Regions from separate parts of the Homo sapiens genome. Here region 1 is linked to region 2. A link is an interaction called in ENCODE POLR2A ChIA-PET data of the cell type or tissue named here. Cell type or tissue: A673. All regions are shown on one strand. Links, peaks and the distances in the headings refer to the core of each region. The heading gives the core; the rest is flanking DNA. Region 1 has its middle 15 kb from the start of CDH8. Region 2 overlaps CDH8 (cadherin 8).

What was found. ChIA-PET counts read pairs that join two places held together with the same protein. Peaks named below come from ENCODE experiments on the same cell type or tissue, not always from the same donor. Only the 100,000 strongest peaks of a DNase experiment are listed, where the experiment ranks them.
Region 1: POLR2A ChIA-PET joins it to region 2 with 5 read pairs; 3 of 35 experiments call an interaction of 5 or more read pairs at or near these places.

The regions. Positions count from the first base shown.
Region 1 is chr16:62,042,742-62,059,591 of GRCh38, forward strand. No RefSeq gene overlaps it. Among named protein-coding and RNA genes, the nearest start is that of CDH8, 15 kb to the left of the region's middle. RefSeq lists an enhancer at 1,828-2,329. In A673, for the core only: no CTCF peak of the experiment used is centred there; no DNase peak of the experiment used is centred there.
Region 2 is chr16:61,946,997-61,963,846 of GRCh38, forward strand. The region is part of intron 2 of CDH8 (cadherin 8); the gene reads right to left. Among named protein-coding and RNA genes, the nearest start is that of CDH8-AS1, 37 kb to the left of the region's middle. RefSeq lists an enhancer at 9,802-10,680. In A673, for the core only: no CTCF peak of the experiment used is centred there; a DNase peak (open chromatin) is centred at 6,055.

The DNA of each region.
Region 1 (16,850 bases), core at 7,444-12,443, 99 kb after region 2:
TATAGATGGTGGCTATCGTTTGTATCCTTTAAAATAGGAGAAAACTGAGGCTCAGAGAAGTTAAGTGATTTGTTCAAGGTTACACAGTTAATAAGTCAAAGAGTATAATTTAAACCCATGTTTTCCAACTTCAATTGTTGTCCAGCACTGCCTCTCAATATTAAACTACTAATAAGTGACTATTATAACCTACTTTTAAATAATGCAATACCTCACTATAGAATGGATTCATAAGTTGCAATGAAAAAGAAGCTAAACATTCTGTGTTTACAAAGAGAATCTGAATCTTTAATTGCAAGTGATTTTGTAAATATAGATCCCAGATTCCATGGCTAACCAATTAAATTAAACTCTCCAAAATAATGTGTATTTTTTTTAGAAAGCAAAAAAGGTAATTTGATTCAACATTACAAGCATCATTCTGGAGACCATTTGGAAATAATGAAACCAAATGACATCTAAAGTCTTGTTAACCTCCTTACTGCTAGAGTCCAAGGTTAAGTCACAGTTCTGCTATTGCTATTTAGGTTTGTATATCCCTTTATGTATGTTCAAGCACATCAGCTCTCCTATGTGATCCTTGCCATAATCTTGTGAGGTGAGAAGACGATATATTATTACTTCAATTTTATACAGTTACATGCTTTTAGAGCCCAAAGGGCCCTTAGAAATCGTCTAGTTCAATCTCTTCATTTTACAGAAAAAAAGCTGGGTAAGGCTTTTGACTTCTGAGCCTAAGGTTACAGAGCGAGCTCTTGAACAAAAGAAAACCAGAGCACAGGTCATTGGTCTTTAAAGGATGTAGGCATGGCACATGTCCCTGCACATGGGAAAAATTATTAAGCTAATAACCTGAGTAGTCTTCAACATGTAAAGTTAAAAGACTAGAGAAAACAAAACAAAATGTAGTTCAGGTACTCTGATCCAAATTAATGTTGTCTAGAGAAGATCTACTTTCTGATCTAGTTTCTGGTGAGATTACCTTGGCTCTCATCACCTAGTCTCTGTTCAGTCTAATAATATGTCTTGTCTTGGTTGAATTATTTTAGTACCCTAGAGTCTAGCTCACTAAGGTAGCCCCAAAGCTTTTTTCCAAGCAGATCACATGTGCTGTAGATTTTTGAAGCGAAGATTATTAGGAAATCAGAGGAAGACCACAACATAAGAAAAACAAAAAGTGCTCTCATATGCTCTAATGTACTGAAACTTTCACTGGTCTTTTCTGATAAGAAACCCAAACAGAAACCATAACTCATTTAAAATGGAGGTATGTAAGACTGACTCCTACATTATCCCAAAGCAGAGAAAAGCCGAAGTACATGACTTGTCCAAATTAGGAAACCTAATGAATTTTTTCTCATTTCTCCATTTTGCATAATAGTATTCTGGCTTTCTTCCCCAAAACAATCTCATTGTGTCCAAGCAGGGAACACCTTATTTTTCACTGGATTGTTTTCTGCCCCCAAATTACATAAGGCACATAATCACTTTTCTGGAATAGAAAATGATAATAAATGGCACTAGCAGTTGTAATTGGTATTCTTAACATCGAGGGCTTAATATCTTGCCAGGCACTATAGAGACTGATTTACATATGTTGTCCCATTCATTGTCTCTAATAACTCCCTGATTTGTCAGATGAAGAAACTGTGAAGGGAAATGTATTTTGCTTCTCTAAATCCCAATTAGACTTCTGCTTATCTCTCCCATATCACTTTATAATACAACCTATTTGTCATGTATGCACCAGCCAAACTACTTTATTTTTCTCAAGACTTTGAAAATGGTTAACTCCTTTATTTGTTGGTGGGAGAGTAAAACCTGCAAGGAAGAGCAAGGCATTTGGAGTCATATAGATCTGATTTCAAGTTCTGGCTGAACACATTACTAGCTCTGTGATATGGTTTGGCTGTGTCCCCACCCAAATCTTATCTTAAGTTTTAGTTCCCATAATCCCCACATGTCCTGAGAGGGACCCAGTGGGAGATAATTGAATCATGGGGGTGTTTACCCTCATGCTCTTCTCATGATAATGAGAGTTCCCATGAGATCTGATGGTTTTATGAGGAGCTTTTTCCCCATTTGCTTGGCACTTCTCCTTGCTGCTGCCTTGTGAAGGACATGTTGATTTCCCCTTTCACGATGATTATAAGCTTCCTGAAGCCTCCCCAGCCATGCCAAGCTGTGAGTCAATTAAAGCTCTTTCCTCTATAAATTACCCAGTCTCAGGTATGTTTTTATTAGCAGCATGAGAATGGACTAATACACTCTGTAAGTTGAACCAGCTGGTTAACCATGTTGATAATCTCTTTGAGTCTCATTCGCCTTTGTGTATAAGATATTTAACTCACAGGTTGTTGTATTAAAGGATGCAATGAAAGACAAATGTCTAGTTTTTGATATACATGTTGGTTTCCTCTCAAGTGAGCCCATTGATACTTACCTAAGAAGAGCAGATGGTTAGAGAATAGGTCCTTCTGTGATACCTACAGCTTGGCCACTCCTCTTAGAGTACCATTCTGTCTTGTGGCTACTGGGCATTCAGGCATTCATTCCACTCTCAATTAGCCCTTTAAATGTTCCACCGTTCTCCAGTATTTTCAGGGCTCCAGGCAAACCCTCCTTTCATCCTCCAAATCATCGTGTTCTAAACAGTTAATTCCTTGCACATGTAACAGCATATTTTCCTGGGGAATAAAATTGTGTTTTGTATTTTTTTTCTTTTTTTTTTTTTTTTTGAGATGGAGTCTCGCTCTGTTGCCAGGCTTGAGTGCAGTGGCACAATCTTGGCTCAATGCAACCTCCACCTCCTGGGTTCAAGCCATTCTCCTATCTCCACCTCCCGAGTAGCTGGGACTACAGGCACGCGCCACCACGTCCAGCTAATTTTTGTATTTTTAGTACAGACGTGGTTTCACCATGTTGGCCTGGATGGTCTTGATCTCTTGACCTCGTGATCCGCCTGTCTTGGCCACTCCCAAAGTGCTGGGATTACAGGTGTGAGCCACGGTGCCCAGCCAAAATTGTTTTTTTGTTTGTTTGTTTGTTTGTTTGTTTGTTTTGATTGTTTCTCTCTCTATTCCTTTTCATTAATATGAGACTAAAGGCAGCTAATGTTAGAAGAGGGATTGCTTCAGTTTCATAGTCTAGTAAATAAATATGGGTTAATATTTTGTATTTAATGACCTAAAGAAGAAATAAGGGAATCCTGAGGCATAAATGAGAGAAAGGAAAGTGTTAGGGCCAAGATCCTTGTGGGAGGAGAGGTCTTCTGTTTTTACAGGGAAACAGGCTCTGATACCAGTTTGCAGTCTGGAAACCACTCAAACTTACAGATGGAGGAAAAATCTGGCCACTGATCTTCATGCTAGCATTCAGAACATCTGGTGGGTGTGTTCTTGACCAGTCCAGGGCTACAGATGAGAAGTACCCTCTGAACAATGGATCTTCCTCATATCCATTTCCCCATTGATGAACTCTGTTGAGATTTTTTTTACCTATTCAGTTACCTGGAAGCTGTGGATCTTGGAGACTGGGTCTTAACCAGCCTTATACATGGGAAGGTCTCAAAGGAAAAATCTGGATGGAAATGCCTTGGTTGGAGCTGAAGAAGAGGGTCTGGCTTGTCCAAGAACTAGCAAGAACACTGTTTTTTGGCATAGATTTTAGGGCTCTTTGGATATGCATGGTTATGGTGCTGCTGGTGATTATAAAGGGGCTCAACCCCTTTACTCCAACTCCTTGGACTTGCCAGGAAGCTTGGCTCCATAATCTGGGGATTCAGTTGGGATCAGCTTATTGAACAGACCCCGAGCATAGAGAAATGACTTTTCCTCTCTTAGGCTACCTCCTTATGAATAGTGGCCATCTTATCTTCTAGATGGATCATAAATATGACATGTACTATTAAGTTTTCACTTACATCCATGCTTCCTCACTTGTAAGTCCTACTATGCCTTGCGCATATCTACAGCATCAGTCTCGATACACTGTCCTATAACTTTATGTTTATTTATCTTCCGCCCTCACTAGATTGATTTCGAACTCCATGAAAGCAGAGTCGATTATCCATATCTGTGTATATCCATATCTGTGTATCCCAGATCTAGCCCAAAGCCTCATATGTAGTCAATGTTCAGAAATTATATTATTTAAGATAACAAACCAATGAATATGACTGCAAGGATAACTATGGCACTATTGTCAGCAGTTAGCTAGAAATAGATCCAGATTTGGAGTTAAGAAAAATCAGATGGCCCAGCAGATTGGTGTGGGGAGCTCAATGAGAAAAACAGATTTCTCTGGAAAAGAAAGAAGGAGTAAAGAGGATGGCAAAATAAAGTGAAAAAAAACAAAACCAGAAAACTCAATCTTCTGGAGCAAAAATAAAACAGTGAAGATTAAGAGTGAACACAGGGGAACAATTCAAATTCCAAATGATGATTTGCATAATGGTAATACTAGTAGCAATAATAATTATAATGACACCAAGAATCAGTGAGAATCCATCTGTTTCTTAGTGCCTCATAATTTAGTACCTCAGTGTTTACAGAGCAATTTCTCATTCAGGATGTAAATGATCCCTCAGGCAGAGTATACTGCCTCCATTGCCTTAGACTCACAATGGTCATCTCATTCCAAAGATAGAGCGCTAAAATAGATTCCCAGAGTGCCTTCTTCCTCCAGAGCTAGGAGTTTCCTTTAAGACCAGAGAGAAGTATTTTATTCATTTATCTTTGAATCCTCAGTAGCACAGAAGAGATGCTCATACATTTTCGTTGATTTATCATCTTATATCTATCCCACAGCAAGCTCCAAGATAAATAGGTCCTGTCCTGTACCCCCATTTTTTAGATGAGAAAACCAGAGACATTTGGTCAGAGTTGAAGTTGGAAAACAAATCTGAGATTTTTGAAGACATTGTTTTTTTTTTCTGCAGTGCCATAGTATAGCCTAGAAAGATTACCAAGGTCACATTGCTTAATAATTACTTGTTTTCTGTTAGCAATTCTAAGAAAGCACATTCCTTTAGTATTCATATAGAGGACTAAAGAAATCTCATGTCAAAGTTACCACTTCTTATGCTTTGCAAGGATCAAGGACAAGGCTTAACACTTTTGAGTCAGTCTTGAGCACCTAAAGCACTCTTTTAAATTTTGAAGTGATGGAAAACAGGAAAAGCTTTTTGCATCTGGATGTAAAAATCCATGTGTATTTTAAGGGAAATAGGATCCATGCATTTCTGATTAATTTACACTTAAATCAATGAAGTGTTTTGCAAAAGATATTTGATGTTCAAGAAGCCTTTTTTAAAAAGTCTAATGGGACTTTAAAGCTGTTTTTGTCTTAAGAAGAGGAACTTATTTTTTCCCCCATGATCTTATACACAAATGGTATGGTTTCAAAGTCTCATTTACAGAATCTTTTTGCTTTCAAAATCTTTCCATTTACCCCTACCCAGAGGTAGCTAACCTGGATTTGATTATGATTAGCTTTATCTATCTATTATTTATTCATTATTTTGTCAGTAGCATTCTCAAGGAAACAGGCAGATATATTTGGGGAGACTGTCAGAATATTGGATGTGATCTTCTTCCTCATAAACAAAAAAGCCTCAGAAGTTTCTAGCAAAATGGAGGACTGAATGAATTACACAAGATACGATTATCATGTGGAGGAAGAAGATGTAAAACAATGGCTGAGGATAGAGGCTTGGAACCGATGCTGTCTTCATGTTTGTAGAGTAGATAAAACCAAAAGAAAATGTGTTTGGGGGTGATGGTAACTAGAATTAGTTGAGCAACCACTATATGTTTGAGTTTTTCAGAATGCTGTTCTATTTAATCTACTCAATTGTTAGGAGATACAGATGTTATTAATTCCATTTTTTAGATGAAGGATGTAAGACTCAGAAAGAGATATTGACTTCCCTAAATCACACACGTGGTAGGCGGCGAGTGTAGGATTTCTACCTGTGTTTTCCCTTCAGACCAAACTTTTTAGAAGACCTCAGCATTTGTCATGCTGCAGGTAGTGAGTCCCCATGGCGATTTCTGATGGGACAGAGATGTGGAAAATAAATAGGTGGGAAAGTTACTTTCTTTCCAATTTTCCTTCAACCCTCTGATTTTTGTCAAGAGAGAACATTTCAGTTCCCTGCCAGTGCTGATCTCTCTAACAAGGCCAATGCTGGCCTCAGGTTCAGAGCCTTAAGCGGACTCCAAGTACCTTGTTAGAATTGAAGAACATTGTTTTGCATTCATTCAATTCATTTCTAAGTTTACCTTGTATTTATGGCAAGTAAAAATAATTTTCTTGTTTTTAGGCATGAATATAAAGTTTTCTTTCAAAACAAATGTTTATTTTATGTTTTTAGAGAAATAAGTTGATTAAAATATTTTATCACACAGATGGTGCACAGACAAAAAAAGACAGCACTGTATATATGACTGTAGCTTGGGGAGAAATAGTTATATTTAAAAAAGTCCTTTCAAAATAACATTATCAAGTAAATTGTCCACTTAAACTGGGAAGTATACACATTTAAAGTAGTATTCCTGAGCTTAAAGTTTCATTCAATATTGAATGTTTCATATTACTTTCATTTCCTGTAAAATCATCTCCAAAAATATAAATGTTAGGTCTAGAAGTTACAAAGAATTGGAACAGTATAACCTATTCCAGTGGACATTGCAGAAATGGTTTTAGTCTTCAGCTACCATTCAGATACAAACAGAATTATAATATTGTATCTCTGCCTGCCTTCCTCCCCACCAACAATATTTCAAAACAATAATCATCATCTTCACTTAACATCCTGGACATAGGTTAATGGGAATTCTGCTGTAGTTTCTTTTTTTCACAGAAGGCTGAGTTAAAATAAATCAAATAAATCTTCCCAGTGTACACATTTGAAGCAGAGTATGTGAAAACAAACTAAAACCTACTTCCAAGTTTTGTGACTATTTTATTTGGTTTATCACCCAATTTCATTTGGGGAGACATTGTGGTCCTCTTCAATAAAAGTTTATTTTTATTTTTTCTCCTTGCCATTGCAAAGGGAAGTCAAAATATTGCTCATAAAGTGTGAATGTCTTTATGAACAGCTGATAGATATCAAGGAAATGCTCTGAGGATTAGAAGGTGATTTTGTGACAAAATATCTACTTTCTCTAAATAGTACCTTCAGTAGCTTTATAGCAAATATTGCCGAAGAAAGAGAATATAAATCGCTTAAATCCCCCAAGACTTAATACTGAAGAATCATTTATGTTTTTCTTTTGTTTGAATTACTAACACTGTACTGAGTAAGGAAAAAAAAAAACACTTTACAAAGAAAAGTGAACAGAGAGAGGGTGTGGAGGGTGCTACGCACACAGTACTAAACACTGGGTCCCTTTTTGATCATTGGTTTTGCATGATGTATTCAGGGCCTTGGAATTTGGGGTGCTTCTGTGGGGATATTCACAATTGTAAACGATGCACATCTTTTATCATTGCCAGATGTGAAATATACAATTTTGGAAATGTACCAGTTTGGAGTCAGAAAATCTAGGATGTATTCTGGGTCCTGTCGCTAGAGATAGGACTTTTAAAAAGTAAAATAGCAATTGTTCTTTTTTCGCTTTGATTTGTTTCTCTTTTAGAGATGAGTTTCTGGTAGTCACTATTTGACAAATTGTAACAGAACCCTCCCCATTTTCCTTTCTACTTGCCCTGTGAATTTGTTCCTGCTGGTTGGATCAGTCAAGATGGGAATGCTAATTTATTACAGCAGTCTTTTGTCAATGTCACTTTTATATGTATACAGTGCTTTCACCTCTCCTTTTTCCTTTTTCTGTGGTCACACCTCCGCTAACTCTCAGTAAAAGATTGCATTTAACTCTCTGAACCTGGGGTTCTTCATCAGTAATCGGGAAGAAATTACCCTTGTCTCACCTCTCTCACTGGATTTTAGGAAAATTCCAATAATATGAAATCTATGTGGCAAAACTGCTAACCCTAAATACACGCACACACATACACACACACACAATGTTACAGTCATTTATGTTAACAGGTGAAGTCAAAAGCAAGAAAGAAAAATTTTTCCTGTTTGTCAGAAATTTTGGGTCTAATGTTGTGCTGTGGTTTGGATGTTTGGTTGAAATCTGATCCCCGGTGTTGGAGGTGTAGCCCAGTGGGGGGTGTTTAGGTCCTGGAGATGCATCCCTCATGAATAGATTAACACTTCTTCCAGGGTGAGTTCTCTCTCTGTTTGTTCCCCTACTACTGCGGGTTGATAAAAAGAGCCTGGCAGCTCCCCACTGTCTCTTGTTTCCTCTCTTGCCATGTGATCCCTGCACACATCAGCTCCTCACCTCCCCTTCACCTTTTGAAGCAGTCTCATTGCCTGGAGTAACACCCAAGGTTTGTTGTCTCAAGGCCATGGAGAACAAGGACGTGGACACACAAAGAGTGAGGTTAAGAGTGCAAGTTTAGGCCGGGCACGGTGGCTCACGCCTGTAATCCCAGCACTTTGGGAGGCTGAGGCGGGTGGATCATGAGGTCAGGAGATTGAGACCATCCTGGCTAACATGGTGAAACCCCGTCTTTACTAAAAAAAAATACAAAAAGTTAGCCAGGTGTGGTGGCAGGGACGTGTAATCCCAGCTATGCAGGAGGCTGAGGCAGGAGAATGGCATGTACCCAGGAAGTGGAGCTTGCAGTGACTGGAGATGCACCACTGCACTCCAGCCTGGGCGACAGAGTGAGACTCCACCTCAAACAAACAAACAAACAAAAAAAGAGCAGAAGTTTAGCAGGGGAAAGAAAGAGAATAGCTCCCTGCAGAGAAGGGTCCCAGAAAAATGGGTTGCCAGGTCCATGGTGAAATGCAGGGGGTTTTATAAATGAGCTGGTGAGGAGGTGGTGTCTGATCTACATAAGGTGTAAAAAACTGGTTGGACCAGGTGTGTCATATGCCTACGGTGTGAATCTCTGGTAATCCCACCCTAATCGTTTATACAGGCAGGTTCTCTGCCTGAGCTGTGCCATGTTGCCCATTTCTTTATTACTGTACATGTGGTAACAAAAAAAAAGGAAGATGGAGCCTCCATGTTGGACATACCAGGCCCCCAGGTAACCCTTTTCTATTGGCGCCGCTGCCGGCATTCCCCCATGCAAGCTTCTGGCTTCCTTATTTGTTTGCAGCTCAGTTTTTCAGGCTGCTCTTTGTTAGAAAAGAAATTATTTTGGTGGCTGTTTTTGTTAGAAGGGAAGCTCTGCTGAGGACTTCTTTACCTTCACTATCTGCCTAAATAATTTCTTTCTATCTCCTCTATCACTTTTACTATAAGTGGATGCAGCCTGAGGCTCTCACCAGATGCAGATGCCCAATCTCGAACTTTCCAGCTGTCAGAATTTGAGCCAGATAAACCTTTTTCCTCTATAAATTGCCCAGCCTCAGATATATTCCTTTGTAGCAACACTAAACTAAGACATATTGTATCTGTCATCTTCCATAACGATATTACACATAGACAGAGAGAGTGGGTACCACGTTATATGTGCGGGAGCCAAAATCTCCCTCATCAGCAGACATACTTGTCTGGCTTGCCATTCTCTTTGAAAATTTCACCATGAACATTTCTCCTTATAAGCAAAAGCATTATATGAATACTTGGTAGTAATAGTGTTTATTTGTTTGATTAACCCACTAGAAGTTCAGTGTCTTATTAATGTATAGATAGTGTATCTATGACTACATCTACCTGACTACTCACTTTTATCAAGTATGTATTAAATCTCATTTTGGTTTCTACTTAGTATCAGGTGCAGCTAATTGGGAAATGAATGAGACAAGATGCCCTCAAAATCTCAGTCAAGTGGCAGAGACAGACATTGTGAACACATGATCTTGGTTCAACAGCAGCTCTCAAGTCCTGTACAGAATGGATTGATGGTAACAGCGAAGGCATAGGAGTCCGAGAAGATCCTTGGAAATACCTCTCTGAATAACCTTGTAACCTTCTAACCTTGTGTCATTTAACTTCTCTGACACATAGTCGGGTGTGGCTGGAGTGTAGAATACATGGGAGAGTATAAGAAGTTGGAAGATCACGTGCCAAGAAAGTTAAATTAGCCAACTCATGAGGTTCTCATCTTCCAGGCTGAGAAACTTGGACATTAGTCTACCAGGCCTCTTTCGTGTTGAAAAATATCCAGGAGGTGTATATATATATCACCTCCGTGATAGCTGTTAAAAATATATAGCCCTAGAGGTTGGGTGAAGTGTAGATGTTATAAGGGACAATGGAAGGCAGGAATACGATTTAAGAGGTAATTGCAATACTAACAAAAAACAGCAAACATAAAATAGAACTTTTATAAGTGCTTTAAGCCATTGACTACACATACATAGGTACCTCATACCTATACCTATAATAAGAATACCTTAGGATACAGGTACTTATGATACAGGTATTCTTATTGTCTTTTGTAGATCAGAAGTGTGAGCTAAAGGGAAGTTAGGTAACCTGCTCATGATCACACAGTTAGAGTGCCTTCAGAAATCTTACTTTTAACAATTACGTTATACTGCAGTAGTCCAGGTGGGAAAATAGGAGGGCCTGAACTAAGCTGAAGCATTATAAGAACATGCTTTTTATGTGAATGCACATTTTGGACTTGCTATCTCTGTGCCTATGATATCGTTTGTACCTCCAGAACAGGCACTCTGAATTGTATAAATTATTGTTATCTTTATAGTGTTTTAACACAGCCTTCTTTAGTGCTTGGCAAACAGCTCATGCACATTTAGCAAGTGCACCAGGGTGATGGGAGTCAGAGGCATCAGTAGATTCTGTCTACAATTTGAAGTATACGACTCCACTGCAACATGAGACTCCAGGTATTGCCAGGCAGACATGCAACAGTGCCCATTGCTCTTGCCTTCCTCCATCATCGTTGCTCATTGCTTTAACCTAGAATTTCTTGTTTACTTTCCCTTGCAGTTTATGCATATGGACATCTTGCTTGACCTCCAAGGTCCAGTCAGCTGATGAGACAACTGCTATAAGAATTATTTGCAATCTCTGCCCATCCACAAACTCTCCACCATGACTACTGCACTTAGAGCACTCTGCAGTATTTTCCAGATGTCTGTTATCTGTCCTGTCACACCTAGCAAGCGATCTGGGAAAACAGGGAGCATCTATGATTTTAACGAAGTATTAACTACACACAAGGCAATATGCAATAAAGAAAATAAAATGTCTTGAAGGATTGTGAACATATGGGAAATGATAAGTGACTGACAGAGTTTAAATTGTGTGGATGGTATACCTATAGCTTAAGTCAAACAAAGTTTGTCCCACTAGATTTTCACACATAGTATAGTGAATAGAGAAGATATGAGTGGATAATTTCCTCACAGTGTATAATTTCCTCAGCCTGATGTCCACAGCCTTTATAATCTGCCTCCAACTTCCTTTTACTAACCAATCTCTCATAACCTCTGTGTGAAACTTTCTCTCCACTCACTCTGAACTTAGTGCTTTGGTTTACTAGATTTTTCTTTAAATTTTTTTGTCTATGGCAGTTATTGCAGATACCTCTTGCCATGCTGTAACCAGAGCAGACCCTTCTAATTGATTGTGACTTAGTATGGAAGCATTTTTAAGATTTATCTCAGGGCAGCACTTAAGACAGCCACCAAAAATCATTCAGAATTTGACAATTAGATTAACTTCCTTTGCCAAATAAGCTTGCATGCTTCCTTCAGCTTGAAATGGCCAACTTCATTGGTCTCATCATTAGGAATCCTGCTAATTCACGTCCTCCATGAAAACGTCCTGATTTCCTCAATTCATGGGGAATTACCCCCTCAGACCTAATGTATCACAGGTCTACAACATTCAGAAAATCCTTCTCATTTGTTCCCTAGTCTGCCTCCTTAGCTGTTGCAGTCACAGCCACCTGTTTGCATGACCTTACCTGTCTACTTCTTTTTGGGGTAAAAATGCTCCTTATATTCCTTGTGGCACTCATATAAGCCTAGCACTTAGTAGGAGTTCAGCGAAACTGGAATAACAGAGATAACCAACTGATGGGTGGGGAAAAAAGCAAACCCGAAGAGACGCTGATCAAATTTAGTATAAACCAAGACAATGGAAAGTGAAGAGAGAGTGGATTGACAGGGCCATTATGTAAGTTAATTTGCTCTAAGATGTCAGCCCCATTCTTGGCTTTTCCTGGCTTTCAATCTGCGTGAACTCCTTGTCCTGCAGACAGACAGACAGCTTCAGGGTGGATTAAATAATCAGTCAAGTGAGAAGAGCATCTCCCAATATGTCTGCAAAGACACTTCTATTTCAAGAATGATTATTAAAAGCCACAAGGAAGACAGTGATAACACAGTTGAAACATTGACTTACTGATCAAAAGAGACACTAATACGCACTCCTTAAGGGAAAGAGTTAGATTTTAACATGCATACAAGCAAATCCCTTTGCTCCTTCTTTTCCATTCTGCATTGTCACACAAAAATCCCATTTCTGATACTCTCATTTTGGCTCACGGCTTTTCTGCAAATAGTTTAATTTGTGCTTTGTTTCGTCTTCTTTCCTTCCTTGCTTTCCTGCTTCTTTCCCTTTCTTTTTTTTCTCTTTCTTTCTTTCTTTTGTTCAACTATTTTAGCAGAACTATTTTTCTTTAGGTTCTATCTCTTTTTTGTATCACTCTGTTTTTCCCTTTCTCCCTTAGTTTATTTCTTTTTTTAATTGCATTCAGAGAGATTTTCCTCCTCAAATAGATGGTGTGGCCCCCCGAATAGAACTCAATGTACAATTTGTTGAAGAGTAAACTTCATCAAGTAAAGTTATAGTGGGACTTGGATTATTTTATTTTTTTGTTTGTTTGTTTGTTTTTTAGGTGAGATATCATTACCTCTTGAAATCTAAATGTCCACATTTGTAACATAACATGAGTGCATTATAGCAGGCACACAGGAAGACTCTTAAACGGTAACAATGGTGACTTTAATCAATATTGCATATGGAAATTGAGCCACTGACCTTGGGATATCTATTATATTGGCTCAATGCAAATTGGTTCTTTCATTTTAATCCCCTGGGTTTTTTAACTCATTTTATGTATATCAGTCAATTTTCTGAGATGTTTGGCTCTTTTCACCTAGGATAACTGTTTTCTGCAACATGCTAAAATTCATTTCCATGTGGCAGGTAGAGAGGTCACTAGGTTTGTAAGCACTCCTAATTAAAATGCATGATGCTACAAAGGTAAAAGGGACAATGAGCCATAAACAAATCGCCTGACAGTAGCTGACAGCCATCGACTGGACGTACATGTTTTTTTCATTGAGAATAGGAAAGATCTGGTTTTTTTAAAGATGCACACATACCACACGCTCTTCCAAGTTAACTCTTTCTCATGAAAAATCTGTCTCTGACTTAGGATTCAAATGACAATTGAAACTGGAGGAGCTGACTTTTCTCATACTTCCTCTCAACTACTTTCATTATTTACCATCTTAAAATCAATTTTCAGGAAAAAAATAAGGCAAGATCCATTATTAAATATTTTTAAACATTAGGTGTTAGTAATCATACCATTTCAGACCTAGAAGGACATTTCAAGATAATTGTGGTCATTAATCTTTTATTATTATTATTATTATTATTATTATTATTATTATTATTATTTTGAGACAGGGTCTCACTCTGTCGCCCAGGCTGGAGCGCAGTGGCGCAATCTCGGCTCACTGAAACCTCTGCCTCTCAGGTTCAAGCAATTCTCCTGCCTCAGCCTCTTGAGTAGCTGAGACTACAGGCATGCGCCACCACACCGGCTAATTTTTTTTTTTTTTTTTTGGCAGAGACAGGGTTTTGCCATGTTGGCCAGGCTGGTCTCAAACTCCTGACTTCAAGTGATCTGCCTGCCTCGGGCTCCCAAAGTGCTGGAATTGCAGGCATAAGACCACTGCAGTCCTGGCCTACTGATTTGTTTTACAACCTGAGATCTGTGCTGTTCAAGCAACTTGCTCAGGATCACACACGGTATTTGGAAATGCTGGCTCTTAACTGGCCCAGGCACAAAAGTCTTGTGCCTGTGATTTTTGCTCAGTGAGGATGCATAACAGCTAACAGCCAAAATTCAAATTCAGGATTCCTGACTCCCAGATCAGAGATCTTTCATTTTATGTGTGTCCTAAAATGACCCTTTTCATTAGTTCATTGAAAAGTCAAGTGGTTTTGTATCACTTATGTTTATATTTGCTACAGTGAGTTGGATATCAGCACTTTTTGAGTGTCTCCTGATACCTGGCATTTAAATGTGTATTACCTATTTTATCATCTGTTCAAAACTGTAAGATAGGTTATATGACCTCAATTTTTGAAATGAGGAATAGATCATCAGAAAGACTTAATAACTTTCTCAAGAAAACATAGACTAAATCCTGGAATTTGGCTTGACCTATTATTATTTAGAAAGTCCACATAATTTTGACTAAACCATTCTGCCACCTAAATCTTCTAAGTACTGTCATTACAGTGCCCAATGTAAAATTAGTCATCTAATGCCAATTTTCCCAGTGTTAATGAACATCTCCTAGTGTTTATGATCTTAATGAAAAAAGTTTAAACATATATATTATGCAATAGATATTATATGCAATATATAATATAACATCTATAATATCTATTTGATATAAATAATATAATTTCTATTTATTTGATTAATTGCTCATATTTGCTGATATATTTTTTCTGAGGCTAATTGATTGAATAGTAAACTAGAACCAAAGAGAGGGACATAGGGAAGACATTGTCTAAATAGAAATTATGCATCCTTACTATTCACAATAGCAAAGACATGGAATCAACCTAAATGTCTATCGATAGTAGACTGGATAAAGAAAATGTGGTACATATACACAATGGAATATGATGCAGCCATGAAAATGAATAAGATCATGTTCTTTGCAGGAAGATGGAGGAAGCTGGAGGCCTTAGCAAACTAATGCAGGAACGGAAAACCAAATACCGTATGTTCTTACTCACAAGTGGGAGCTAAATGATGAGAACACATGGATATATAACACTGAGGCCTATCAAAAGGTGGAAGGTGGGAGGAGAGAGAGGATCAGAAAAACAATTAATGTGTACTAGGCTTAGTACCTGGGTGATAAAATAACCTGTACAACAAACCCCCATGACATGAGTTTACCTATCTAACAAACCTGCACATGTACCCCTGAACATAAAAAAAAAAGTTTAAAAAAGAAATTGTGCATTCTTTGCAAAAATAGTTCAAGTATTATTCAGAATACCATTACAAAACAGGCATATGCCCCAGGAATATGAAGAACTCTTATGTTTCAATAGTAGAGTCACAAATGTTTGGATGTGAGTAAATGTGCATTGCTTGAATCCCTTTGGAATCCCCCCATCCACACTTCCTGCCAGGTGAGCAGTTCTAATCCATTCTTCTTCTCTTAATGAGGGATGCTGAGGTCCCCCCAATCAGAATTCAAGGCTGCATCCATCATTCTCTCTAACTACTCATGCAGTCTTTCAGTAAAAGTTCACCTGATTTTTAGCACGTTAATAGTTCTCAAATGTATCCATTTGCATCACCCCTGACATTGCCCTATTCTAAGTCTTCACCATCTCTTGGCGACATTATTACAAGCTCCCGAACTGGTCTACATAAATCTGTAAAAATCAGCTTTCGGAAACGGAAATTGGCTCATGTAATTGCATAGCTGTTCCTCTCAGCCCTCGCCCTCGCTGCTCATGACATTCTTTAGAACCACGCTGAGGTTGCCCTTTCCTCTTAGTATGCAGATTGACACCTTTGTCATCTCCTACAAGATCCTGAATGGGGAATACCTCTCCTCATCTTGCAGGAAACTGCTACTTCTTCTCTGTGCTGGGGAATACTGGCCTTGGCACTAGTCCTCATGCAATCCAGACTCTGCTCATGTTCTTCTCTCCGCCTGAAACTCCCCATTCTGGATTAATTTTACTCATTCTTTAGATCTCAGTGCAAGCACTCTTTCTTCAGGAAAACCATCCCTGAATCTACATCTATTTCCAGCAAATCTGTTGGGGTTTTTTGTTCAATGCTTTCATACTACTGTTTCTTCTTCTCTGTAGACAAACCTATACTTAATCCTGGCTCTATCACATACTAATTCTTTCACTTGGTAAAAATCAACCTGTCCACACTGAGTTCAATTTCTTCTCCTCCATGCTGGGAATAATGATGTCTACATCGTAGATGTGTGGTGGGAATCAAATGAGATAACAAAGGTAATGCCAGATAGGTGTTTGCTTTGTTTTTACCTTTAGTGGATCTGCACGGTCAAACACCTTCACCCACACATCAACATACTCACACTCCTCTTTTACTTTTACAGAAGGTATGCATAGGCAGTGCTAGACAGCTTTTTAAGAACCTTACCTTAATCGTGTGAATTCATAGAGTAGAGACATTGTAAAGATTCATTCTGTTGATTCTCCTACCATGTGTTTCTTTCTTTAGAATAGTGGCTAGAGGCACAGATGCTCACGCATTACTGCCTGGGTTCAAGTCCAGGCTACACTTCTTACTTGATGCATGATCTTACTAACTTATTTGTTATGACTCCTCTTTAAAATGGGAACAATAATAAAACTGAACTCATGGACTTATACTAATGATTAAAATAATGCATTAGAATAGTGACCAGATATATTAAGCACTATATGGGTTCCAGCTTTTAAAACAGATAAGCTTCTACCAACCTTGAAAATTCAATTATACAGATAAGCTTTTATCTGTGTTGAAAACTCAATTAAACATGG
Region 2 (16,850 bases), core at 3,841-8,840:
TTATCTGTTTCCTGTGTAAATGTTCAACTCTCCTATTTACCAGGTAGATGTCAGTATAAGGAGTTTGAAACATCTCTGCTTCCTAAGCCCAAGAATTTCAAGACTGATCAAAAAACAGTGTCACAAACAGTACCAAAACAACTTCACCCCATTATTTAATTCTATACATGAATATTATTTCTAAATTGAAGTATATTTGACTTAAGATTGAGTATGACTATTATTGCAATGACTACAAAGACATGAGGCAAATATGATTTTTCTGCAAGGCAATAAAATATTTTTATATGAAAACAGTTTGAATTAAAAATTATATTAAATGTGTCAAAGAAAATGTTGAACATTCCCCAAGCACATATTTTTGTACCTATACCATTCAGGGATAGATTAAACTTCTTTTCAGTCACATGGATTCATCAAACCTGTATTGCATTCCTATCATTTGCCAGAGAAGTTACACACAGGAATGATGAATAATACATGGTCCCTGCCTTCAAGGAGTTCTCATTCTAGGTTGAATTTTCTCCCCCTATATATGTGAGTCTGTGGAAAGTAAAATAGAGCAGAATTTGTTTCAGACAGTGTAAATCTGAGGGAAAGTAAAAAACATTTTTTCCTCTAAATGAAATAACACATTCCTTTTCAGACTTAATATATGAATGTGATTTTTTTCTTGTTCTACATGTTTGTTTTAACTCATTCTTTAAAAAGCTTCATTCATTATTCTAGAGTATTACAAGTTATGTCTAAGATTAAAATAAATGTTAAATGGTTTTAATATATATTTAAATGTCAACACTGAATTGTTATTGGTCAACTTACAGAGCTATTAGGGCTCTGTTCTCAAATAAGGGATGGCTCGAGAAAATGAAAATAACCCAAGGGCATGCTCAGCTGATGGAATTTTTATCCATACAGTGAGATAGTCAGGCAAACTCTGTGGTCAAGAGCACAGGTCTTCCAGTAACGTGCCATTCACAGTCTCCATTAAATCTTCCCTGACCCTATTTCTGTCCTGGACTAGTTATCCAATACCCAAGAGCCTCACATTTGATACTGGCACAATAATGAGAAAACCACACAAAAATCAATCAATCATACAAACGTATGACCCTAAATTTGGGGAAAAACTAAGAAGGTGTTTGGAGGGAGCTGATTCTGTAAAAAATAACATAATGGAAGAGACAGATATTAAAATATGTATGAAAGCATTAACTTAAAACTGCCTATAAGAATTAGCTTCTGAGGATTTCTGATCTCCTGCTTCTCTGCTCGTTCTGATCTAATCATTGTCGGGTATATTTTAAAAAATATATCATGAAGTTGGAAGAAGTTGAGAACACAGCCAAAATCTAACATCATCTAGAACAGTGCCTCCCCAATAGTAGACACACTACTCATTCATTATTCACCAAATATCTTTCAATATGTAACCAGAATACAATGAGGGCTCCAAGTGGAAAATATGCTGTCCCCCAAAGGTTATCTAAATTCATAGGCAATGTGCATCTCTGGGAGCTTCCCTACTCAAAGGTTAACTGTGAAGCCTATATTTGCTTAAGAGATAAGAACTTAACAAGGAAAAACAGAGAAGAGCAGACAGTTGAAGAGTCCCAACACCTTCTTTACAAATACAAACCCAGGGAGTCATTGTTGAAAGAAACAATAGCCCAACAATAGATGTTAAATCCGTAGCTTTAAGCCCGCTCAAGAAAATGCTAAAGACGAGAGTATATTCTAATTGTTGGAACAGTGTCTTTTTAAGAAATCTTCCTTTTTAAAATTTTTATTCTTAATATTTTTGACAAAAATAGAAAGTAATCTGTAAAACTCTTCTTTCGAATCGCATAACCCATCCCGACATCAGTGGGTCACACAAGTATACTAATCCCATGGAGGTGAAAGTGGAGAAGAGAATGAACATGTTCAAAAGTAATCTTACATATCAAAAGTGTTTAAATGCATTTTTGTAAACAGTACCTACCGTGTGTATCTTATCTCACATCTCTAAATTGGAGATACACAGTAGAGGTCAGAATTTAAAAAGTTCTGATTACTCTTGCAATGAAGAAACATATTACAATTTAAATAACTCATGAGTCTTGTAGTTGATATTGAGAATCTCTGTTTCACATTGTCGCAGCCGCCAGACTAAAGACATGGGTATCAGGCTTTCTGGGAAAGGACTCTCTAACAACCCCTGACTCTTTGGAGTTGGGAGCGTAGAAGGCAGCTGGACTTCCTGGGTGGAGTGGGGACTTGGAGAACTTTTCTGTCTAGCTAGAGGATTGTAAATGCACCAATCAGCACTCTGTGCTAGCTAAAGGATTGTAAATGCACCAATCAGCACTCTGTAAAATGGACCAATCAGCACTCTGTAAAGTGGACCAATCAGCAGGAAGTGGGTGGGGACAAATAAGAGAATAAAAGCTGGCCACCCCAGCCAGCAGCAGCAACCTGCTTGGGTCCCCTTCCACACTGTGGAAGCTTTGTTCTTTCACTCTTCACAATAAATCTTGCTGCTGCTCACTCTTTGGGTCCACACCACCTTTAAAAGCTGTAACACTCCGCCAAGGTCTGCAGCTTCATTCTTGAAGTCAACAAGACCGAGAACCCACTGGAAGGAACCAACTCTGGACACAACATGACATCTATTAATACCTTATAGGATATGCTTGGGAAAATGTTACAGTTAAGACATTTTGGCTGGACATGGGGACTCACATCTGCAATCCCAGCACTTTGGGAAGCCAAGGCGGCAGATCACTTGATCCCAGGAGTTCGAGACCAACCTGGGCAACATGGCAAAACCCCATCTCTACTAAATAATAATAATACAAAAATTAGCCAGGCATTGTGGTGCATGCCTGTAGTCCCAACTCTCAGGGGGCTGAGGTAGGAAGATTGCTTAAACATGGGTGGTTGAGGCTGCAATGAGCCATGATCCTGCCACTGCAATTCAGCCTGGGTGGCAGAGCAAGACCCTGTCTTAAAAAAAAAAAAAAATCCTAAGCTTCATGAACCACTGCATCACACTGGCAGTTGCTATTCCCTGGCTTCTTGCAGCATATATAGCCTGAATAATCCTGAAATCAAGACAGTCAGGGACCTACAAATGAGGTTGTACAGCAAAATTATCGATAAAGCACTTTCTGTCTATAAAGGATGAACACAATATACTCCCTGGTAAGTGATACAGGTTGTAATACAGAAGGCAAGCCTTTTTGATCTCAAATGAATTTTTTTTTCTTCCTCTCTGACTTCTCTGTTGAGAGAAGGTGCAAGAGATAAGACAGAGAGTAGGATATTTTTAGCTGAGAAGCAGCTCTTCATAAGAAAGACAACTTCAGGGAAATATTGCTGGTAGGTACTAGATTTTACTCTATTTACCGGATGTGCATAAGAGTTCAATACTTATTGTTGAGTGAATCAATGTTTAAAAAAATTAAATGATTTGAGTGCAGAGTAGCAGAAGGGATGCGACTGGGTGTCTATCCCACTTATGACTTCTGCTTAATGGCTTTGTGACAAAAGTTACAATATAAAGAACTACGGTGTCAAGATATGAGACTGCATTGTCTTAACTTTCCTTTGAAAATAATTGAATAACAAAATATCTACTTCATTTCTTATTTTCCCCCCAAAACCAGTTTAAATATAATTCCTTGTTATTTATATTTTTATGTCATTAAAACCGCATATTCACTATACAGCCATAAAAAAAGAACAAAATCATGTCTTTTGTGGGAACATGGATGGGACGGGGGCCATTACCCTTTGCAAACTAATGCAGGAACAGAAACTCAAACATTGCATGTTCTCACTTATAAGTGGAAGCTAAATGATGAGAATTCATGAACATAAAGAAGGGAACAAAAGGCACTGGGGTCTATTTGAGGGGGAAGGGTAGGAGAAAGAAGAGGAACAGAAAAGATAACTCTTGGGTACCAGGCTTAATACCTGAGTGATGAAATAATCCATACAACAACCCCCCATGACACAAGTTTACTTATGTAACAAACCTGTACACTTACCCCCGAACCTAAAATAAAAGTTAAAAAAAACCTCCACATTCCAGTCTTTGGATAACTAGTAATCATCATCATCATCATCATCATCATCATCATGGCAGGTATATTTGAATGGGCACTTTCTTTTTACCAGACATGATGCTGAACAATACACATATATTTCATTTTATCTTCCCAATACATGTATAAAAGATGCCATATGGGCCGGGCATGGTGGCTCATGCCTGTAATCCCAGCACTTTGGGAGGCTGAGGCAGGCGGATCACGAGGTCAGGAGATCGAGACCATCCTGGCTAACAAGGCAAAACCCAGTCTTTACTAAAAATACAAAAAAAATTAGCTGGGCGTGCTGGCGGGCGCCTATAGTCCCAGCTACTTGGGAGGCTGAGGCAGGAGAATGGCATGAACCTGGGAGGCAGAGCTTGCAGTGAGCCGAGATCATGCCACTGCACTCCAGCCTGGGCAACAGAGTGAGACTCCGTCTCAAAAAAAAAAAAAAAAAAGATGCCATATGATCTTCTTTTTGTATATGACAAAACAGAACTCAAATAATTTTTTTAAAAAACTGTCCTAGGTTATTCAACTAGCGTGAAAATACTGGGATTCCTTTTTTTACATATTGCAATGGATTTCACATTTTACTATACTGAAGTCAAAAGCCTGAAGCAGCTTCTAAACTACCATTATCCTTTCCTCACCTACAGCACTTTTATAGGATGTTAATTCCTTCATGCCTCTCTCTCCTCCTTTTCTCTTTACTTATTGAAAGGGTTATGATTTCCCCATGAGCCACTACATTAAACAATAAAATACTGCAGGTATCCCTCACCAAGAGGAAATACATTTAAAATTTAATAATGAAATCAATGGGAAACGGGATTTGCTTCACAAGAATTTGTCAACTTTGCTGGAATTCATTCATTGTATAAGCTAATAGAAAACTTTGATGTGGAGAGAAATGGAACAAACTCCCAAGAAGTTACTGAATATTATCGAAGACAGTGGCCATGTCTTCTACTTTATCTGTGTGGCTCCCAAAGTTGAACTCTTTAGAGCTGATGTTGACTAATTGTCTGTTAAAACGTCTTTTTTGAGATTTGTGAAAATTATAATTCTCATTATTAATAGGAGTCAAAATAATGAGCAAAATAAACTATCATTTCTTCCATGGGTTTGTGAAATAGGAATAAAATACCACTACCACAGCTAAAGAATACCACAGAAGAACTCCATTCATTAATTAATTCAAAAATAAATATATTTTGAGCTCCCTTACTGTGCTAGGTGCTGAGAATATAATAATGTACAGTTGGATTTGGGAGACAGACTTATGGTTTTACTTATGGCATTTGTGTTGCTAAGTGTTATAAAAGATAGGTATTGGGCATCATGTAAGAATGAATAAAGAGGTTTGGCTTCATGGAGAAGTGCCAGGGAGAGCTTCTCAAATGAAGTAAACATGTAAAAGATTTTCAGAAGGCTGGGAGTTAGCAGGCTGGTTGCTGAAATGGCAGAGGAGGTGAATTCAAAATAGAGGAAATACATCATGAAAACCATGGAGGAAACAATCTATGCAAAAGTCAAAAATTAAAAGAGGCTAGAGCTGGAGGAATGCAAATACTGTTGAAGAGGTTGCATGATCTGCAGAAGGTTGAATAAGCAAGCAGGGGCAAAATTATGCAATGTTTATTAGGGATCCTCGGAATGTTATCTCCTATGGGCAATAAAAAATAATTTATGTGTTGTGCTGTCTCGAATAATTTTCACAAAATGCAAATCAAATTATATCCCCTCTATGATTAAGTGTAGAGCACATATTGGGAATCAGAGCAAATGGATACAAAGAGATGACTTAGAATACCTAGGTAACAATTCAAGGAGGATCTTCATTTGCATCCTGCTATTGTCTGTGTTTTTATGTCTCCCTAATATTCCTATGTTGAAATTTAAATCCCCATGTGAGGATGGTAGGAGGTAGGGCCTTTGGGAGGTGATTAGGTAACGTGGGCTGACTCACTCTCCTGAATGGGATTAGTGCACTAATATAAAAGGATCCACTCTCAATCCTTCCACCATGTGGGGACACAGAGAGAACTTGTCAGAAGGTGCCATCTATGAACCAGAAAGTAACCCATAACCAGACACCAAATGTGTTGGTGCCCAGATCTTGGACTTCCCAGGCAGCCTGAACTGAATGGACTAAGACAGAGCTCAAGGGTAGAGGAATAAAGAGAACTATATAAATTAATACAAGACATATTAAGAATGTATAATTTTCATGGAGCAGAGCTTTCCATATTTCTCATACTTCTGCTATTCTTCTTCATCTACTTGATATTTTTTCTGTACAGGAACACTATTAATTTATTTCTTGCTCACCATGAAATACATTTTAAAATAACTTGTCATATTGTTATTAATGGGAAAACTGATGTCATATTATGAAGAGAACATTACAAATACAGTGAAAAAGAAAACTATATATAATGCTAGTTCTTGTCTCCCAAAATTTCTGAGTATGAGACCAATTTTTCTTACAAAAAAAAAAAAGACACTGGAGCCAGTCCTGGTGGCTCATGCCTGCAATCCCAGCACTTTGGAAGGCAGAGGTGGGACGATTGCTTGAGCCCAGGAATTCGAGACCAGCCTGGGCAACTTGGCAACACCCTGTCTCTACAAAAAAATACAAAAACTAGCCAGGCATGGTGGCACATATCTGTAGTTGCAGCTACTTGGGGGGCTGAGGCGGGAGAATCGCTTGAGCCCAAGTGGTCGAGGCTGCAGTGAACTGGGATTGTGGGATTGTGCCACTGTACTCCAGCCTGGGCAACAGAGTGAGACTCTGTCTCAAAAAGAAAAAAAAAACTTTATATATATATATATATATATATATATATATAAAATACCTTAATAACATGCTATCTACTATATAGAGACTTTCTCCTTCAAATATCAAAGGACTCAGAACTAAACATTGAATAACTGCTTCCAAGAGATTACATTTTGTTTAATGTTGTATTGACCAACTCCATAAAATCGTCTCATTTAATACACCATGTTTGCAATGTATAATTGCCAGATTTAGAGGTTAACAAGGGGAGTAATGCACTAGGCTGAACTCTTTTCATGTCAGGGCTTCCCATATCTTGCTAAAACACATTTTGAAGTTGGTTGTTCAGCTCTCATCTATCCACCATGGAGAAAGGAGGAGGAAAAACCCATTATATATGATGTCCATCTTTCCCAGTTACTTGGTTCTCACCCTCTCACCTATTGAGGGTTTCACATCAAAACAATTATTCCAGTCCCAGAGCCAATGATAATGTTAATAGTGTGGTCTCTATTAAAAACTGGGACTGGGTTTTAAATATCTTTGTATCCGTAGAACCTACAATTAAATTTGACTCATGATAAATACTCGAAATGCACTTTGGGAGGCCGAGGCGGGTGGATCACAAGGTCAGGAGATTGAGGCCATCCTTACTAACACGGTGAAACCCTGTCTCTACTAAAAATACAAAAAAATTAGCTGGGCATGGTGGTGGGTGCCTGTAGTCCCGGCTACTCAGGAGGCTGAGGCAGGGGAATGGCGTGAACCCGGAGGCAGAGCTTGCAGTGAGCCGAGATTGGGCCACTGTACTCCAGCCTGGGCAACAGAGCGAGACTCCATCTCAAAAAAAAAAAAAAAAAGAAAGAAAGAAAGAAAGATAAATACAGGAAATGAATTTGCAAAACAAAAATACTTTTAAAAACCAGCCCAAGCTCATATAATTATTCAATTGTTGAATTCAAATTAGAGTAGCCTAAGTCCCAATCTTTAACTGTGGGAGAAGTGAAATATCTAAGCAATAATGAACACATCTGTAAATATAAACTCTGCTTTGTAGCAATAATATGAAAAACTAAGACATAATGAACCACCATTATTTCATTGTATTTCAGCAGTAACCTTCTAAAGTGGGTATTGGATCCACTTCACAGATGTAGAAATGAAACAGAGTCAGGGAAATGGCATTACCAAGTCCATAGACCTACTAAATGTGTAAGAAAAGGATTTGCACCTAATAAACGACATGCTATCCTCCACTGTAGACTATTGATATTCATATAACAAAATGGGTTACTGTTTTCTCTTCAGATGTCCTAGTACCTCTGTTAAATCAAGGTTAGCCTAAAGCTGCCTACTTACATACTTAAGTCAACCTAAAGATTTCTCTATATATAATGAACCATAACCTAATGGAGGTATAAACAGACCATAACCTACTCTTGTGCCAATCATTGAGTTTTGGCCAAAGGGGCCAGCTGTTCAAACCATGTTCAAATAAAGCAAACATCAAGCTGTAGCCAATCCCGCTGTTTGTGTACATCAATTCTGTTTTCTGTATGCCACCGTCCTTTTCTGTTCATAAACCTTGTACTACATGGCTGCAGAGGAGTCTCTTTGAGCCTCTGGTTCAGAGAGCTGCCTGATTTCTGAATCGTGCTTTGGTCAATTAAATTCTGTTAAATTTAGTTTGACTGAAATTTTTCTCTTAAAACCTCATAGACATAAACTTCATCTACTTTCTTAATTTTTTCTTTCTTTTTTTTAATTACCATTTACAAGAAAGAGTTTATCATAAGGTCATTTAAAAGTGGTCACACAAAACTCTGGATAACTTTAAACAGGGAAATCCTAGCAGGAAGGATGTTTCTGATAGTCTGTAAAAATACAAACCAGCTCAATTACAGTGCCTAGTATCTTGTAAAGATGCATCTTCTAGGGCTTCTGGAAAATTCAAAACTATTGGGTTCTCTCCATGGCAAATGTTTAACTGCTGGGATATTCTTAATCAGTAAGTGCCCCCAAATACACAGTTCCATTATCACCGTTGCCATCTGAGAGTACAATAGCATGTAAATAAAAGCTATCCCACAATTAAACAAACAGGTAGAACTGAGTTCTTTATTACAATAATTCAAATACCTTTATTTACATTAAAATTATTAAGCTTACAAATAATTGTATCCAATCACTTAACTACATTAGTGTTCAAATAAAAGGAAGAAAATATTAAAATATGTTTAACTTTTTCTAAATTTCCATGTATAACTTAGTAATAAGACAAAGAGTATCAACCCTGTAAACTAGTTGTCAAAAATTTGTATACACACACTATAGAAACACTCATATACATTCACTTTTTAAGAATATCTACACGCTGAAGTTAAAAATCTCTTCTGATCTCCTTTTTTAAAAATGTTCATTGCATAACAGAAGTGATATTTATGTGTTTGTTTTGTTCTAAAAGAGGCAAGACAACCTTTGAAAAAGCACAAGCCTTACCTTATCTTAAGGTAAACTCAAAGAAAATGTCTACAATTTACTCAAATAACCACTAACTCCAAATAATCCATCTTGAAAAAGAGGAAAGAAAGGGAGTAAATTTACATTGTGTTCTATTATATTCTTTAATGTTATCTAATTTCCAAACAGCATACCCAAGGTAATGCAAATTCTGTTTTATGAGGGCAAATTAAGCCTAATATGCATAAACACAAAGCAGTATCTATTTTTACCATAAAAATACCAAGTCCCTGAACAGTATTTTTATGATGCTGCTTAACAAGTTTGTATTTCCTTGGCAGGAATTTATTTTACTTCTCAAGTATAAAACAGAAATAAAATAAAAGAATAAAAATGAGGTAAAATGCTCAATTCTGTGCAACTCATTCCAACTTCAATAGTATTTTTATTGGTATTGATTTTCTTTACCCGGCACCCTCAGGGATGGACTTGAAGTTCTTCATGTAGGTGGTCTAGTTTGTAGGGTCCTTAAAACTAACATTGCATGATTACCTGCATTCTCTCCAACCCACTTTCATCCTCCTTGTGGTCAAAATAGTCCATATTCCTAGGTCAGTCCTTGTGTTCAATAAAATGCAGACGCTTCATTAAGAACATTAGATGTACCTGGGTAATTTAGTATTTCCAACTGATTTTCAGAGTAGATTAGGTGTTAATGTAATATTGCTTGGCAAATCATTTCAGCAGAAGCAAGTTAGTAGAAATGGTTATATATTCAAAATTAGGTTTTGGCCAATTGATTCTTAATTACACAATCAGAGACTCAAGAGATCAAAGTTAATAGTCCTTCCTCCTCCCCTAAGACATGCAGATACACACACATACACACACATATGCACGCACACCTTGAAAGGTTCTAGCTGCTCTCAGGAATCAAAGGATATCCTGGCAGTATTTGTCTAAGAATAAAGCTTCAAATGTCTAAGCAAGACCACCTACAGTCTATCTGATTGTTCCCTTCAAGGAAGCCAGAAAGAATGTCGATTTAAGAGCCACAAGCAGCAGCTAAGTGTAGTTTAAAAGGAACACATTGGAAACGCTCTCTTTCTGTCAGAGTCACAGTTTGTATGAAAAAGAACACTAGTTAATGTGACTTCAAGAGGTTCCAAACTATTTAAATAGCCATTCGGCTCAGGTACAAAAGAGAAGAGGGCAGGATATAGGATGGAAATGAAAAGACCAACTAAAATATATATAGATATATGAACATATATAGATATATGAACACAAACATACATATGCTCACACATGCACACGCATTCATTGACTCTGTTCCAGCCACACAGGTTTTCTGAGTATGCCAAATTTTCCCATAACACAGATCCTTAGGACTTGTTATATTATTCATGCATGAAATATTTTCAACGTGATTTTTTTCATGTCTGGTTTCTCACTCTTCAATTTACAGCTTGAATGTAATCCCGCCTCTGCTGACCACCGTACAGAAAGCCATTTCCTCTCCCTCCTCTGGTTCATCTCTATCACATCTTTCCCTTCATCTTTATATTCCAAGAACCTAGTGCAGGGTCTGCTTTAGAACAGCCACTCAATACAATGTTCTGTTAATACTGGGGACTCTATTAGATGGGTAATTCTACTTGGGTAATTGATAGTTAACATACGCTGCAATATAAATGTGCATTGGCTATATTACAGGCCATTCTAGGGACTGAATAGAGTATGTGGAAATAAAAGAGTTTTTGCCCTCAAAAAGCTATATCTTGTGGGAGAGGGGGATAAATTGATCAAACCCTGTGGATGATTAGCAATCAAGAAGCACAGAGCTTGGAAAGCCAAGCCAACCTGCATGAGACAGGGAAAATTCCTGAGGCTGATGATAGCCTAGGTGGACCATCTGGGGTTGAGCTAAATAAAAGAATGCTTGGAAGTGCTCTCCAGTCAAAAGAAAAGCAAGCATGCAGCCTTGAAGTCATGATTGTTCTTTGATCTATTTGAAAGTTGAATGTACCTGTACGAGTATGATGATATGTGGGAAAGCAGCTAAACAAAGCAGAACTACATCAATATAAGAAAGCAATATTGTCACATTCATCCATAACAGCAACATAATAAAATTCTATCATCCTTATAATTTAGGTCAACCCTTGTCAATTTGTCAAAGCCTTTTGTATACCATTGCTCTTTATCTATGATTCCACAGGGAAGCAAAAATATAAAGGTTAGAAGGGTGGGCTCTGGAGTCAAATTTCTCTAAAGCCTCCTGGCTGGAGAATCACAGATTTGATCCTCAGTTTCTTCATCCATGATAGAGATTGATCATAATCTTCAGAATTATTTTATGAAGTAAAATAATGCATATGAAACTATTTGTATCAGGAGTGTCATATAATACTCAATAATTACAATTGTCACACTCTTGAAAACATTCTCCACATCTGAGATTATCTACTAAGATTATCTACTAAGAGTAGTATTTCAGAGACAATTTCCTTCTCTACTCAAGAGTATGACACAGGAGGCTCTCCCTGATCTGACCCTGACCATTTCTTTCTAGCTCCATCTCCATCAGTATAACCCCCAGGCCATTCCCTGGACAACTGCCTTAGAGACCGTACAAAATTCCCAGCTACACACAGCCCGATCATAACTTTTCACATTCACACATGTTGCTTGTCCTCTCTGCCTGAAATCCTTTCTCTCATTTGGCCAACTTCTGATTTTCCTTCAAAAATCAACTTGATTCTCACTTTTTCTTGAAATTCTTCTTTAACACACCTTCTCCCCCATCTCCATCTCTCACCTTCATCTAACTTAAATACTTCCATTCTATTCCTATCTGTGGGCACCTCTCACATAGGAAAGGCCAGGCTCTACTATACTTATTCACCTGCCTGGCTGCAGAATTAACTATAGACCTTGTGGTGCCCAGTACAAAACACAAATGTGAAAAAAAGAAAAAAAGACATCATTTAACATACTAAATATAAAGGGTGTTTTCCTTTCTTCCACATCTCTCTTTTGCTTACGTGAATGCTTCTTTGTCCCATAGAACTTCACTTTTGAAAAATTAAGAATCTCGAGACAATGACAGCAGAGGATTCATCAAAGCATAGGGCCCCTTGGGGTAACAGACACCTGTGGGACTCTACTGGTTACTCGCAAAAGCCAGCCCTGCCTTATCCTCCCTCTCTCTCTCTCTCTCTCTGTGTGTGTGTGTGTGTATATATATATGTATGTATATAGAGAGATGTGTGTGTGTGTATATATATATATACGCATACATATATACACACACATACACAGAAAGAGACAGAGGGAGGAAATGTTTATTACACCTCAACAAATCTTTCTCTCTGTATGTGTGTCTGTGTATATACACATATATATACACACACATATGTATGATATCTATATATCTATATATACACACACACAGAGACAGGGAGGATATGGTCATTATACCTTAACAAATCTCTCTCTCTCTGTATGTGTGTGTGTATATATATATACATATATGTATATATGTGTGCATATATATGTGTATATGTGTTTATATGTAAATATATATACACACACACAGAGGGAGGATATGGTCATTATACCTTAACAAATCTTTCTCTGTATGTGGTGTATGTGTGTGTGTGTGTATATATATATATATATATATATATATATATACACACATACACACACACACACAACATATATGTATGTATGTGTGTGTGTATACACATACATATATACATATATGTGTGTGTGTATACACATACATATATACATATGTGTGTGTGTATACACATACATATATACATATGTGTGTGTGTATACACATACATATATACATATGTGTGTGTATACACATACATATATACATGTGTGTGTGTATACACACATATATACATGTGTGTGTGTATACACATACATATATACGTGTGTGTGTATACACACATATATACGTGTGTGTGTATACACACATATATACGTGTGTGTGTATACACACATATATACATGTGTGTGTGTATACACATACATATATACATGTGTGTGTGTATACACATACATATATACATATATGTGTGTGTGTATACACATACATATGTAAAATACACACACAAACACAGAGAGAGTATACATATATTCTGTCCTCAGCACAAAGTCTGTCACATTGCCATCACTCGGTAAAAGTGTTTAACTATTTTTTCTTAGTAATAAAGCGGGGAATATTGAGCCCATAAGCTGGTGCCCAAAAAGACTCTTGATGTTGAAAGAACTGCAGTATAAATAACTGAGCAAATGGATGAATTATTGCTAATTCAGAGCTGTTCCCCCTTTTTCATTCAGTTTGCTTACCTGTTGCCCTCCTTCCTCCCTCTCGCCCTTTCTTTCTTCCTTTGCCTTCCACTACCAATCAGTCTTGACTGGCTGGATCTTCGTGGGCAAACTGAAGAGTATACTTCATCCTTTTAAAAAAATATATTGCCAGACCTCTCGCTGCTAGCTTCAAGATTGTTCACCTCATGTTGCCCACTTTCCCTTGTCTGCATTCTCTGAGGATTTGCATTCAATAAAGTTATGAAAGTTCTATGAAAATCAGAGTAGCATCTCAGATGGGCTCCCTGCTTCTCCTCCTGTCTCCCTACAGGTCACCCCGCCCCTTAAAGAAGACAGAAGGATCTCTATAAGAACAGGAATTGGGGCTGGGCACGGTGGCTCATGCCTGTAATTCCAGCACTTTAGGAAGCCAAGGCGGGTGGATTACTCGAGGTCAGGAGTTTGAGACCAGCCTGGCCAATATGGTGAAACCCTGTCTCTACTAAAAATACAAAATTAGCCAGGTGTGGAGGCACGCACATGTAGTCCCAGCTGCTTGGGAGGTTGAGGCGGAAGAATCGCTTGAACCCGGGAGGCAGAGGTTGCAGTGAGCTGATATCGCACCACTGCTCTCCAGCCTGGGCAACAGAGTGAGACATAGTCTCAAAAAAAAAAAGAACATGAATTGGATCACATCATTCGCCCACTGAACATCTCCAGCAGCAGCGAATCCCTGTCAAACACTTCTCCGGCAAATCCCTGTCCATGGCTGATGAGTTCTACCTGCTTCTCTCTTTCCTTGTCCTCTCTCTTTTCTGTCTCCCACACTGTGGTCATGCTTCCTTGTTCTCTTCTTTTTCCTTAGATCTGCCCAGCTGCTTCTTGTCTCAGGGAAAGAGCTTCATAGGCTTTCATTCCAGTCTCTGCTCTCCTGTTTCCTCTTCACGGAAGAATCTTCTGTTTACTACTCTTTATCTCCTAACCCAGCCTAATAAATAGCACACCCACAACTGTAGCTCTCTTCCATTAGAAGGTGAGTTGTTCATTTGTTTCACATTAAAAGAAAAATGTTAGGTAAGATCAGTCTTGTGCACCTCTGTGCCTCTATACCTAGAACAATGCCTAGCAAAAAGTAGAAACTCTATAAATATATTTTTAAATTTATTAAAAAGGAGAGCAATACAAGTACAGTTGACCCTTGAACAATACAAGGATTAGGGGTCCGAAGCCCCATTCTCCACACAGTGGAAAATTTACTTACAACTTTGACTCCCCCAAAAAACTTAACTAATAGCCTTCTGTGTACTGATAATGTAAATAGTTGATTATCACATATTTTGTATATTATAGACATTATATGCTCTATTCTTAGAATTAAAATAAGCTAGAGAAAAGAAATTGCTATTAAGAAAACTATAAGGAAGAGAAAATATATTTACTGTGCATGAAGTGGAAGTGGATTATCAGAAATAACTTTATCCTCATTGTCTTCACCTTGAGTAGCTGAAGAGGAGGAGGAGGAGGAGGGGCTTGTCTTGCTGTCGCAGAAGTGGCAGAGGCAGAAGAAAATCTATGTACCAGTGGACTCATAAAGTTCAAACTCACATTGTCAAGGGCCAGCTGTACTAAGTAAGCATGTCTCCATGCAAGTGAGCATAGCATTGAACCCTCAGATGAGGTACAGCAGGCATGGGGTCAGGATGGAGGGTGTGGGGGAAGTGGGGCAGGAAGATATAATTACCTGAGGGTGTGACCTTTGTATTACCGGAGTATATGACGGTACCTGAGTGTATTACCTGAGTGTATGACCATCACACTCAGCATTTTCTGTACCATCACATGATCTGCATGAACCTGCCCTTCGAAGAGAGTTCTGAGCACATTTTTGCAAGCCCAGTTAGTCTGGGGCTGTTGGCCTGAAGCATCACTTATAATACAGCAGGAGTTAATGAGCTTTGACTTAAAATTGGTGCTTTACTCCTTTCTGTTCAAAACTGAACGTATGCTGTTCCTTCTGTTTTTGTAACAAAAGTATGGCATAACATGGCAAAACGGAACAAAAGTATAAAATTGTGTAAAATATAAAATAAGCCTTTCTTCACATCCAACCTCCCAACTCTGCCTGAAGCAAAAATTTATAACTTCCTCAGGTGAATGTTTTTAGACATTCAGTGTACACATTTATGTTACTATGCATATAACACTTCTGTTTTTTTTCTTTATGGAAATGAGAGAAATAAAGCAAAGTTATGTAACATCTTTTGATCTTTTTTTCATTGAATTTATTTTAGAATTCTGTTGTAACATTGTATTCACATCAATGTTGTATTTTTAATGACTATGCACCATTCCATGGAACAAATAAAGCACAGTTTACCTTAAAATTTTTCCTGTCGATAAACACGTAAATTAATTCTTCTCTGCCTAAGTTCATTCCAATTATGAGGTTGGATTCTGAATATCAGGGCCATATTGTATCTTCCATTCACTACATCACTTTGGGAAATTGAGTCTTCCCCAGAGTAGAAAGCAAAGCAAGGAATGATAAGGCATGGTGGGGAGGGGGGAGACAAAAAACTGGACCCTAGGCACACCCTTCCTCCATGTCCCTTCCATGTCACCATGACCATCAGTGCAGTAATTGACACAAGGTGTCTAAAATACTCCATCATGTTTGTTATATACCCATTCCATCTACAACATTTTTACTTTTGTCTTTAAGTTGACTTTTTACTCAAATTTATTTCAAAAACAACTTTATATCACCATTGTAACAGCAAACCTGTATCACATGCCATAAATAAACATAATCATAAAAATAAATTCAATGAAAACAAAGCAATGTTATTAAATTCTGTCTAGATGCTGTTGCCAGCCAAAGGCTCTAAGAAAGACAGAAGGGGCCTCAGGCCAAGGGAGGTGTTAATCTCCCTTTTTAATACTCACTAAAAATTAACGATAAAGTGAGACTTTGTTCTCCATTGTGATAAGGACTGAAAGAGAAAGGAAGAGGTCATGCCTTGGGAAATAACAAACTACCCACTTTCTAAAGTCTTTCTCAAGCTCCCACTGTTCCTGAATATTTGAGGAATCAAATATTCCTCAATGTTAATTGATTGATGGTAGTTGAGTTTTTGTTAATATTTTCATTACTTGAGAATCTTCTAACATGTCAGACATAAGTGAATGCTTAGAAA